Regions from separate parts of the Mus musculus genome. Here all the other regions are linked to region 2. Evidence: chromatin contacts called from ENCODE Hi-C or POLR2A ChIA-PET data. All regions are on one chromosome and are shown on one strand. The core of a region is the stretch at or near the end of the contact, and the rest is flanking DNA. Distances in the headings are between cores, read along the strand shown. Region 1 overlaps Man1a (mannosidase 1, alpha). Region 2 holds the start of Man1a (mannosidase 1, alpha). Region 3 has its middle 42 kb from the start of Gm16998.

Evidence for each region. A loop is a pair of places that touch in the nucleus more often than their neighbours do. ChIA-PET counts read pairs that join two places held with the same protein, here RNA polymerase II (POLR2A).
Region 1: a loop to region 2 is called in a map of heart, with 4 times the contacts of the local background. The contact joins the enhancer-like site here to the promoter of Man1a in region 2. A Hi-C loop is called at or near these places in 9 of 37 maps with a recorded cell type or tissue (T-helper 1 cell, T-helper 2 cell, adrenal gland and 2 more). POLR2A ChIA-PET finds 5 or more read pairs at or near these places in 1 of 5 experiments (Patski).
Region 3: a map of regulatory T cell shows a loop between it and region 2 (2.7-fold over the local background). The contact joins the enhancer-like site here to the promoter of Man1a in region 2. A Hi-C loop is called at or near these places in 5 of 37 maps with a recorded cell type or tissue (CH12.LX, T-helper 1 cell, T-helper 17 cell and 1 more).

The regions. Positions count from the first base shown.
Region 1 is chr10:54,037,509-54,041,364 of GRCm38, reverse strand. The region is part of intron 2 of Man1a (mannosidase 1, alpha); the gene reads left to right. Among named protein-coding and RNA genes, the nearest start is that of Man1a, 36 kb to the left of the region's middle. Within about 2 kb of position 1,509, at least 1 of the 3 ENCODE cell types and tissues checked has a DNase peak (open chromatin) inside an H3K27ac peak, as active enhancers do; it is heart, where a contact is called at or near this core.
Region 2 is chr10:54,073,880-54,078,117 of GRCm38, reverse strand. It overlaps Man1a (mannosidase 1, alpha), which reads left to right and starts at 2,381. Exons shown (of 13, transcript NM_008548.5): 1 at 2,381-2,592; 2 at 2,848-3,702. The coding sequence starts at 3,094. It overlaps Gm16998 (predicted gene, 16998), which reads right to left and starts at 2,196. Exons shown (of 3, transcript NR_038016.1): 1 at 1,265-2,196.
Region 3 is chr10:54,115,372-54,119,588 of GRCm38, reverse strand. No RefSeq gene overlaps it. Among named protein-coding and RNA genes, the nearest start is that of Gm16998, 42 kb to the right of the region's middle. Within about 2 kb of position 1,633, at least 1 of the 3 ENCODE cell types and tissues checked has a DNase peak (open chromatin) inside an H3K27ac peak, as active enhancers do.

The DNA of each region.
Region 1 (3,856 bases), core at 260-2,759, 36 kb after region 2:
GGCTTTATCCGATTCTTTTTCTAAAGAAATTGCCGTTGTTGGTTGCTAACCACTCTCGTTTCCCAAGGGAGTTAAGGCACAGTAACCCATTAAGATTCATGCAGTTATATTAAATAATCACTACTACTTTATATATCTTCTGCTGCCTTAAAAAAAGTATATTAAAGTTGGCTGCAAAGTAGTCAGGATATGGAAATCCGAAGACTACCCCCCCCCCCCCACACACACACACACAAGTCAACCTGAGCAGAGGCGGCTGCGGTAATATCCAAATTGTGCCCATAGCTGACAGGAAAAGGAAGTAGATAGAGTCCTGTAGAAAAAATAAAAGCAAACTAGGAAATGTAGCCCCGATGGCGGTAAGAAACCTCAGGAAATAGCAGAGCTGAAAGGAACTGTACCACAGTGGGCAGTCAGCAGCTTGGCATGGAGATGGATTCCTGTTTTTCTTTAAGTCCATTGCCAGGCCTGCTGATGTTGCAGACTTTTAGTGTGACTAAGTAGTACAGGGCCAGGCCAAGAGGTTTCTGCTGTGGAGCTGGAACCAAGTGTTGTCATAAAAGCTGTGTGTGTGGGGGGGTGCATCCTGAGAGTTGAAAGCTTCAATCAAGAAGGGGAGGGCTGAGATACAAGGCTCTTTCCTCCAGCCACAGCTTGCAAGCTGATATAATATGGGATATCATGTTGATAGCTCCCTGGACCCTAGAAAGGGCCCCCTCCTGTGTAGGGGAGAAGCTAGATTTCTCAGCGGCTCTGGAAAAGGGTGAGGTTCACAGCCTTCGTCTTCCTCTGTGCCATGCGGGGCCTCAGCTACTGTGGCCAAGAGAAGTAAGAACACACAGGGTGTGGTGAGGCGTCTATGTGCCAAATTCAGTCAAGTGCCTCTCAGTTCAGGGTGGTAGGTGTGTGACAAAGCTTATTCACTTCCTCCTTTACAGCTCTCCAACTCTAAAACCCACAGTGATGACGGCTCTGGAGGGTTTATTTGTAGAACAGACTGTTTAAAACCCTAAATGCTATCTAAACTGTGAAACTGCTACTCATCCACAGCACGGAGAATTGCCGAGAAGTCTGCACAGTACTGCACATATGCCAGATCTTAAGGACTTTGCTAATTCATAGGGGAAAAAAAGAGCCCACGGTAGAGCCAGAGCAGCCCATGGAAAACCTAGGCTAGGAACAAATGAAAGTTACTCCCTGGACCGTGGAAAGTTGTATACCCACAGAATCAAGAACAGAGCCATCTACTCTAAGCCCGTGCCTATAAACCTGAGGATGAAGTATAAACTGCTGTCCTGGGCTAACTTTCAGCCTAGTGCTGGTGTGGGTACAGGTGCAGATGTGTGCAAAGGTGCATGTATGTGGCAGTACATATGTTCAGGTAATCACCCACTTGTGGGCATTTGTGGGCGGAAGCCAGATCTCATCTGCTTGTGTTGCTCTCCAGGAAGCCCTAACCTTGTTTTGTGTGTGAAGACAAGATGCCTCATTGGTCTAGAGCTCAGGCATTTGGTTCGTCTGACCACCTTCTACCTCTTAAGATTACAAATGTGCAAAGCATGCCAGAGTTTTCTATATGGATGCTGGGATTTAAACTTGAGCTTCGAGTTTGTATTGCAAGCCTTTTACTGACTGATCCAGCCAGGCCCAGCGTAGTGTGTTTAAGTGGCTTAAGCCAGAGCCTTTGCCCGAATCTTGCCTCATTCCCATCATACCTAGTTGTCCCGGATGAGATCATTCTATCTTGCCTGGTCCTTTGATTTTAGCATCTTTCTTGATCTGAAGCTGGGCAGGGGTAATGAACTTGGTATCTTGAAGGAGAAACTAAGTTGAGTTTTATTTATCCTATCCTCCTGACCTCGGCAAAACATAGCACTCTCGGTTAAGGTTAAATTGAATTCTGACAAACAGAAATTTCTTTTTTAGTGTGATGTGTGGAAATTTGTTGTGTGACGTTACTGTGTTTCTTTAGTCTGGCTCCAGGTACTCAATAAGCTAAATCGCCATTGTTGTATTATTGGGAAACAGAACCTTGAAAATAGAATATTTTAGTAGCCTTGGGGAATGGGAGAGACAGTTAATGTATTTCAGAATTTCAAAGAGAAATTGAACACAGCATATGAATAAGTGTTTTAATTTAATGCAGGGTAAAATTGGAAACTATCCTGGCCAAGAAGGGGTTTCCTCTGTATAACATGATATTTGTTAGAAGGTGACAGGCATGTGGACCTCTCTAGTGGAGAGCCTTCTCAAGACTCATCGGCAGCATCTTCGTACCTGTTAAATGAGGGTGCTAAGTGCTTCTAGCTGTAACCATGATAGACTCCAGGCCTGCGGTCACAGAGTGCAGAGTCATACCACATTCTGCAGTCCGTCACCTCTAAGCGACATTGGCCTCTTTTCTTTTCTGTCCCATTAATTTACTTCTCCTTCATTTGTCCTGGCAACCCTGGCTCCAAGCTTCCTAAACGCCTGCTTGCCTTTCCTGGACGATTCTTTCTTATCTCTGCTCAGCTCTAGAAGCCAGGGAACAGAGTGGGAAGCTGACGCAAGTGACTAAAGGGGACACGTCCAGGGAGCGCCATGGGATCTCAAGGAGGTTCATTACCACCCCACATAAAAGAGCAGTTTTAGAGTCATAGCAAAATTGGGCAGAAAGCATAAAAAGTTCTCCTTTGACCTCTCCTAAAGTCAAGACCATATACTGCAGAACATCAACTGTTGTATTGTAATTGATTCTTTGTCATTTTGTTCTTTCCAGACAAGAGTTTTTTCTATGTAACCAGTCTGGTCCCAACTTGTGATCCTCCTGCCTCAAACTTCCGAGTGTTATAATTTCAAAAATGCACCACCACAAGCAGCCAGGATTGCATTTTTTTTTTTTTTTTAAAGAATGAGAAAGCTAAAAGGTTCCACCCTTAGAGAACAGGGCCAAGGCTCACTGCACATCCCGCCCGCTCTGAGTTTATCTGTGAAGACTCTGCCTCGGCACCCAGTCTCCTGCTTGCTGATACCTCTTCTGCTTGATAAGCCTTGGCAGAGAGATATTGGGGAAAGGATAAACAGGAGGGCTGGCTGGATTGCTGCCTCTTGCTTCCTTATCTAGAAATTCCTTTCTGTGGTGTGAGTAAATCGAGGGCAGCTATGCACTAATGCCCTCCAGTTGCCCTGGAGATTTTTCTTCATTTTCCTCATCTCATTTTCACCAAAGACTGAGAAGACATTGACACAATGCCTTAAAGATAACTTCCTGTTGAGGTTGTATCTGAACATTCTGGAAATTATTTCTATAAGGAATGCAAGTAATTTCTGGAAAAATTCGGGAGATATTACAGTCCTGATTTTTTGTTTTGTTTTGTTTTGTTTTCTACTGGCAAGATTTTAAATTATGTGGGGGTTTTTTTGGTTTGTTTTTGGTTTTGTTTTCAAAGAATCAGCCTCAGCATAATTTAAAACGGGGTGTGAAAAAGAGCTCAGCTCATAAAGACTTGCTGTGCAAACATGAGGACTTAAGTTCAGTCTAGAGAAGGCTCACTTTAGAAGATACGATGTGATGGTGTGCATTCATAATCCCGGCACTGGGGAGGTGGGGACGAAAGGATTCCTGGTGCTCCCTGTTCAGTCAGTCTCACCTACTCAGTGAACTCTGGATTCCAGTGAGAGATCTTATCTTCAGTAACAATATCAACAAACAAACAAATGAAACACCCGTGGTTATCATCTGGTTTCCAAGGGCTTGTGAGTGCAAGTACCCAAAATGTTCATACCCACCTCGTCCACCAGCCCACACTGGCACGTCGTGTTAGCTGTAACAATAGATAAGTTAAATAGATCTCTTATCCTAGACCGCATCTGA
Region 2 (4,238 bases), core at 1,132-3,631:
CATACATGGGGCCTTGGGTGGCTATATAAAGAGATTTGCAAGGCAGATTTCATTAGCATATGCCTTAAAATAACTCCACTGTGAGTCTGTTTCAAACCTTCTGTAGCCCGAGTATGGGCATTTCTCAACACGTTCTCAACCTGCTTCACACAGATGGGCATCCTTGAATGTGGACTTATATTCCATCACACAGGCTAACTCTTTGTTAAGTAGATTATCAAAACCAAACTTTAATTACAATAAACCTACATCTAATGATAAACTGGGGGTGGGGTGGGATGGGGGAATCTTAAAGTAAGTGTCACAAAAGTGAACCAAAATAAAAAGAACAGTCCCCTTAAAAGTTTAGAAATAATATATATAAATAAAATTTAAATTTCGATGTGCTAAATTTTTAATGCATCCACTATAGGAAGTATCCTAAATTCCCAGATTGATTTGGAGTCAAGATTAAGGAGTTTAGAAACAGAATTAGTTAAGACTTCTCTGTCATATCCTTGTATATGTACTTAAAGGTTGATTTTATTACTTTCTGGAATACATATACCAAATTAAATCAAAGTTCATAGGTATTCCTGTCTCTTTAAAATTAATCCCATTTTTAAAACATAGTTGGAAAAATAATGGCAGCACAATTACCATCACCAAATGACCAGAAAGAAAGCAACTGGCTTCCTCAGGAGTTAGCCCCTGTTTCTAGGGATCTGTCTTCCTTTCTGTGAGGTAGCTGTTTCAAGGGTCTCATTGAGATAAACACTATTATTTCAGTCATTAGGTTTTCAACCTAAGCACAACCTACAAATGTACTTTGAAAGAAATTTACCTTTTCGTCATTAAAAGAAAACATTATTGCTTTCATTTTTAGAGCTAAATCTATTACCCTGCTTGGATATGCTGCACTCTTCTGGGCATAGAATTTCATAGCAAGTATCAAAATAATCAAGCTATGAAGTCACATTTATCAAGCCATAATTTCTTATTAACCAGAACTTCTGACTATGTTACTGGCTCATTTTGCACAAACCCAATACACAACAAACAGTGATGGCTAAAAATGATAATTAACATTTAAACGAAAACGACCTTAGGATTTCTGCCTTGGCTTTTTTACTTTATGCACACAGCACAACACCTGGAAACAACTGTGCTGTGGGCACTCTCCTGGAAGTTGCCAGCTGTTTTCCTCTGGTTTAAGACAAGTAAAGGGCACACTTTAAAATCATGTTTCCGGAGAAGGTTGAGGGTAAACAGAGCTGCTACAAACCAGCTTTCAGGAGTGGGAAGTCAGTCAAATTTCCCTCTGGTAACTGTTTCTTTGTGGAGCAACAGGGGATTCATAACACAGTTTGGGAAATGTTTTCTTGTCTCTTCACCCTGAGGCAGGGGGTTCCCAGCCAGGTCAAAATGTAGATCTATGCAATATCAGCAGGGCATTCCAATGGATGTCATGGGAGGTGGAGCCAGTTTCCATGACATTCCATGAGACTGAATACTGCAAGGCTGTGTTGAAAACAATCTCTGTTGGACCAAGTCTTGCCTTCGCTGGGAGTTGTCGCATCCAAGACTTAATTTCAACAGGGTTCAATTTATTGCTTGGAGCTCTGGCAGCATAAAACTGTCTTCTTTGAATGGAAAATTTGACCAACTGCGATGAGGTAAATGAATTTCGAAAGTGGGGGGGGTGTGGGGGAGTGTGGGGGAGTCATACAACTTTTGTTGTTGTTGTTGTTTATTGTAAGGGGAAGAGGGTGTATACTTAGAGCCCCAAGCAGTCCCCAAACCCCAAGTCGCCTAGGATGTAAAAGGCTCTTAACGAGGTAGAGTAGAGAGCTCAAAAGCTTTGTGGAGGAGCCTGGAGACTTTGGATTTGAGAGTTATTGGGCACCGGGGAATCCCTGTCTTGGGTAATAAGGGGTGGCTGGAGAAAAGCCTTCAAAACCACTTCAAAACCACGGCTTGCCCCCGCAATCCCCTGCATGCTCTTCGGGATCGCCAATTTCGAGTACTGGGGCAAGCTGTCGCTACCATATTAGTAGTGGTCACTCGGGGATCCACTACCTTTGGGGCTTCGGCTTGAATAGGTTTTGGGCGGAATAAGCTCGGACCAACTCCGGCTCTGGTCCTCCGGGCGAGTCTTAACACGGCTCCCGGGCGCAGTTCCAGTCCTCGGGAGCCCAGGGGAGCCGCGACCTCCCCGCCTCTGCCGGGTCCCGGAGAGGCAGCGCTTCCCGTAAACTCCCCGCCCCGTGCGGCCCCCTCCCCGCCTCGGCTCCACCCCCGCGGGACCCTGGGAGGCGTAAGATTGGCCCGGACGCGCTGTCACTCTCCGGACGCGTCACCGCCCTCGTTTCCGACCGCTCGGGAGACCGGCAGTGCTATTAGTGCACGGCGGGGCCGCGACGGAGGGCAGTACGGTGCCTGGTTCGCTGGCTCACGCCGGCAGGTCGGTGCGCTCGCTCACCTGAGCCGTGTCCCGGGGCCTCAGAGCCACCCGGCTGTACGCGTGCTACCACCCGCCGGGAAGCGCTCGGAGATGGGCAGCTGGAGAAGTTGACGAACCCCCTACGCACGCGGCGCCCTTGCTGCCCAGAGGTGCGCCGCCCTTGCCACCGAGGTGCCCGCTGTGCTGACCCAGATGTCGCGGGACACCCTGCCTCCGCGGCTGGAAAACTTCACCCCAAGTCCAAAGTGGGCTCTGAGGGTGGTGCCCGCGGCTGGACCCCGGGGTTGCCTGCCGGGATACGGTCCTGCGGATCCCGGGTCCAGGGGAGGGCGGAGACCCCACTGGAAACTTTCTCAGCACCTTCCTAACCACTGCGCTTTTACTGTCTCCTCTCCCCCCAACAGGGGCTGCAGCCAGCGGTTTGCCGCGCGTGCCTGTTTGCCAAAGGAGCCGCCCCGGCGAGGATCGCCGGAGGGGAGCCGCTTCAAGCGGGGAGACCCGCAGCCCAGACACGCGCTCTGGGCGGCCTGGATGCGCAAGAGCCGGCCCCGCAGCCGCTGACAGCCGGCGGCAGCGAAGTTTGGCTGCTGAGCGGCTCGGCGCCGGGCCCCTGGACAGACTGTCAGCCGGCGGCTACAACCTCCGGAGCGATGCCCGTGGGGGGCCTGTTGCCGCTCTTCAGTAGCCCTGGGGGCGGCGGCCTGGGCAGTGGCCTGGGCGGGGGGCTTGGCGGCGGGAGGAAGGGGTCTGGCCCCGCTGCCTTCCGCCTCACCGAGAAGTTCGTGCTGCTGCTGGTGTTCAGCGCCTTCATCACGCTCTGCTTCGGGGCAATCTTCTTCCTGCCTGACTCCTCCAAGCTGCTCAGCGGGGTCCTGTTCCACTCCAACCCTGCCTTGCAGCCGCCGGCGGAGCACAAGCCCGGGCTCGGGGCGCGTGCGGAGGATGCCGCCGAGGGGAGAGTCCGGCACCGCGAGGAAGGCGCGCCTGGGGACCCTGGAGCTGGACTGGAAGACAACTTAGCCAGGATCCGCGAAAACCACGAGCGGGCTCTCAGGGAAGCCAAGGAGACCCTGCAGAAGCTGCCGGAGGAGATCCAAAGAGACATTCTGCTGGAGAAGGAAAAGGTGGCCCAGGACCAGCTGCGTGACAAGGATCTGTTTAGGGGCTTGCCCAAGGTGGACTTCCTGCCCCCCGTCGGGGTAGAGAACCGGGAGCCCGCTGACGCCACCATCCGTGAGAAGAGGGCAAAGATCAAAGAGGTGAGTAAAGCCTGCCTGAAATCCCACTCACGCTGCTGTTTTCTGGGAGGTTTGATAAACGATTGGAACTTAGGACTTCACCTTTATCATGCAAAGGCGAGGGAAGTCATCGCTTCCACCACCGTGCCAAAGGCTACACGTTTTTCCTTTTACTACCTCAGGATAAGTGACCAGTGAGGATCTGGGGCTGAATCCCATTGAACTTGCATGCTTTGGTGAGCTTAAGCTATAAGAGGCAGGGGTGAGTGAATACACTGGGCACAGGAGATAGCTGCCTCCTCCTTGCTGGCTGCAGTTAGTCTACCCTGCAGTCATTGTGCAGGTACTGAGCAGCTGTCCCCTTTAGAGAGGCTTGCAGGTGGTTTGAAATTGAAGCTGACTGTAAACACAGGGCATCAATCACACATGAGACACAGGTTATAACAGTGAGCCAACGCACGCCCCTTGTTCAGTCATGTGGCCCTCCCTGCCAGGTGTGTGTGTGTGTAACAGGCTGTAAACTTGAAACCTGAGACCTTGCGTCATGGGCCACATAC
Region 3 (4,217 bases), core at 384-2,883, 42 kb before region 2:
GTAAGAGGGGGCACTTCCTCTATAGACACAGAGAACACAGAAAGCAAGAGTAAACTTTAACTAAAGAAAAGGTTCCTCTACAAGAAGAGGAAACTCAGAGGCAGGAGCAACTTCAGGGTAGCTCTGTCAGACCAACAATGGAAAGACGGACTTCCCCACTACCACTGTATTTCCATATTCTTAATGATATAACCAACAAGGTCAGCAGTAAGGGGAAGTATAAAACAGTTCCCTTGAGAATGGCTTTATTAAAGCAAACACTGTCAGGCAATGCCAAGAATCTGTTTAAAGACATTAAGTAGGGTGATAAATGTATTTAATGTAACAATTAAGCAGTCAGGATATCAATTTTTCTTCATCCATCCATAATTGCTAAGATGTAGATCAAGATTCTAGCCTAACTCTATAAGAACTAAAGTTCCAGTAGGGAAGAAGAGGGTAAAAAACTATTTGATAGGTGAATAAAGGAGCTGAGAGCATCTACAAGAATGAGAGTTGTGACTTGAAGACAAAACAATCTTCCAAACAGGGGACTGATAGAGACGGCAGATAATGAACTGTTGGTGGCATTACAGGATGTAGTGGGCATCTCAGTGACAATGATAATAATGACAAGGTGAGCTAGGCTGCAAAGTGGGAGTGCAGTGGAACTCTGAAACTTTAGGGGTAGTGAGTGAATAAGACAATGAGAAGAAGTTGCAAAGAACAAGACAAAGCAAGAAAGAGAACGAGACATTGTAGAATAGAATAGCTCAGGAATGCTTACAAAGAATTTGCTCCTGACCTGTAAAGCAGAGACCCCTTAACAGATACCAGAGGAATGTTGTCTGGTCCTACTTGATGACTAACGGTAGGAATTCCACAGCTAGACTTCCAGGGCTTACAGCCCATATTTCCCCCTTTTCACAAGGCCCTCAGGAACAACAGTACCAGTAAATGACCAGCACTTCACATGTACTGAAAGCTCACAACAAAGCAAGTAGTTACACTCTCTTCTGCTCATGTTACACACGTAAGAATGAGTTTCCTAGTTTTCATAAACCTCGAACAGATGTGATAAGAGTAGTTCCTACCATACAATGTGGTTTTGAGTTTTCAAAGGAACAGTGTATTTTAAAAAAATGATTAACACATTGCCTGCCTCAGAAGCAATGTTCAATGTTCAATGTTCAAATGCTAGCTGAGGTATTAGATTAGAGTGCAAGGGTCAGCCTCAAAGGAACAGGACTTTTGTGAGCAGGAATGATGATGTGGAAGCAACATTAGAAGGGTTGGGAATCCTCACTCCACTTAGAAAGCATGGAATGAGAAATAAAGAAATAAAGGTTTATAAACTATCATGTTTTAAAAAGAAAACATTCTGGCTGAAATCCATCAGGAATTCTAGGAAAGAAACTAGAGAAACAATGTCCTGTTTGCTGCTCTAGAGCCAGGTGCAGACTAACAAGTGAGAGAGGAAGGACACTGAGAACAAAATATGTAGAGGAGAGCAGACTAGGTGGAGAGTCACCAGGGTCTCCTCACACCCTCACGTACTTGACAGGCTGCCTATGTATGCGTGTTCACCCTCAAGGAAGCTGTGACTCATTCAGTGGCCATGACTTCAGCAGTTGCTTAGGGAGGAAGATCAACTCGGAGAAACAGGAAACAGATGGCCCAGTTTCAGAAACAGAGTAAGTGTTCATGTGGTGGCTCATGATCATCTGTAACTCAGTTCCAGGGAACTGGATGACCTCTTCTGATTTCCAGGCAAGATTTGCCTCCACTAAAAAGGCTGCAGATGGAGCCTTTACAGTTGACTTATGGTGATGCCTAAGATCTCCGTGCTAGTGGAGAATTACCTCATTAATTATTATGAGCATAAATCAAACCATAGAAGTATTAAGATTGTGAAAAAGCTTAATATTAAAACAGTGATGTAATCAACAGTCAAGCTGAAATATGTCAGAACCCTCAAAGATGCTTATTATGGTAACATAATGGTTATATTGAGAAGAATTCACAAACACACACACACACACACACACACACACACACACACACCTTCCTGCTTCTCATTTGTTCCTTTTGAAAGTATGGTAGAGTTTTCCAAGAATTATTGAATGGAGATGTTCCTTCAAAGCCATGCACACATTGCTTTATGGTGAAATAAAAGAATTTTCTTAAGTAAAGAGTAGCCATATTATCCAATACCCACATAAGATGTGATTCTTCTATTCAAGAATTTGTGGGCTGTAGAGATAACTTGAAACTTAAGAGTTATTGCTCTTTCAGAGGACCCAGGTTCAGTTCCCAGTACCCCCATGATGGCTCACAACTGTCTACCTCTAGTTCCAATGGATTCGATGCCCTCTTCTCACTGCTGCAGGCACACATTTGATGCATATACATACATGCAGGCAAAACACTCACACACATGAAATGAAATAAATTAAAAAAAAAAAACATACAGAGAAACCTCCCAATTTTAAACGGCGGCTACAAGCCATCAGCAATGACTTATAAACCATTTTCTCTGAAATCATATTAAACATTAGAACACGAGGCACTAGTACTTTGGCAGTTTTCTAACTGATTACTACAACGCCACAAACAGGGTCTCTTTCCTCAGACTGGCTGAGAAAACTCAAACCTGGGAAGTAAATTTGAGTTAAGAAGGGCAGTGAGGCAAGAGTATAGATAAAAGAATGAGAAGGAACTGACTCAGCAATTGGTAAGCCTTGCTTCTGAGTGTATCTATGAGGATTTCCAGAGGTTCCTATGCAGGAGGGATGGAGAGATGTCTCAGCTCTTAAGAGTGCATGACTCTTATAGAGAAACTGGACTTGTTTTTAAACCTTATGTGGTAGCTCACATTCACCTGTAAATGAGTGCCAGGGGATTGAATGGACTCTTCTGACCTCCATGGGTACTACATGTAGGGGGGCAGATACATACTTGCAGGGAGAACACCATTCCTACACATAAAATAAAATGAATAAATCGGGGGATGGGGCAGTCAAAAGATTTGTTACAAAAAGTAAACATTTAGAAACATTACCCCACTGAAAATGCTTTAATAAGCTATATTGCTTCAAGAGTAATTATCAGCTGTTACATCACATCTTTTTGTTTGTTTGTTTGTTTGTTTGTTTGTTTGTTTGTTTGTTTGAGACAGGGTTTCTCTGTGTAGCTCTGGCTGTCCTGGAACTCACTTTGTAGACCAGGCTGGCCTCGAAATCAGAAATCTGCCTGCCTCTGCCTCCTGAGTGCTGGGATTAAAGGCGTGTGCCACCACGCCCGGCTACAGTACATCTATTAATGATGTTGATAGACTTGCATGTTTGACATTCCAAGATCTGAAATATGTGTGGCTAGGAAATATAGCTGTACTTTATAAAGTATGTTCTGATCCTAAAATTCTGTACTTAGAAAATTCTACTTTCAATACCTGCCAGAAGGGAAATTACAAATCATTTTCACAATTGATTCTGTCTTCTGGCTAACAAAATTGAATGCTTTACTAACTCACAATACGAAGAGAATAGGATGTCAGAGTTCTTTCTCCAACTCTAACACAACAGATAATTTTCTAACCATCTTTATTTACTCCTTTTCCATTTATTGAACACCAACCATTCTATCAGTTGCTGTGTTTTTAGTCTCAGGAATCAGAGATAAAGATCTCAGCATCTTAGGTGCTAAAGGGAGGGGATCCCTTTAACTTAAAGGAAAAAGACAATGAGAGCCAAGCACGGGTTTGAAAATAAACTCACAAGCAAAACAACAAAGCAAATATTTTTCTGAGGAGCTATTGGTTGTCCAGGTTGTGGTATGAAGGAGACACAGACTGTGAAGAGAATATACAAAGACACAGAAGGTAAGGACTGGCCCTTCTATCAGCTGAAACTGTTTAAGTGCAGTTTGAGTGAAATCTTCAAGAAATAAATGCCAGATATTGTCAGTGGAGTACAATTATATGAAACTTTTCAAAGTGTCAAATGACTAAGAGTTGGTTTGCTTCCCCCTTTAAGTTCTGTTTTTATATTATGTGTAATGAATGGTTTATCTATATGTATGCATATGCACCACATATGTGCCTAGTGCCCATAGAAATCAGGAGGTATCTGAGCCTCTGGAACTAGAGTTATGGGTAGATCTGAGCTGGGTGATGGTTCTGAGCTGGTGTGGGTGCTGGGAACCAAAGCAAATCCTCTCCAAGAGCGACAAGTGTTCTT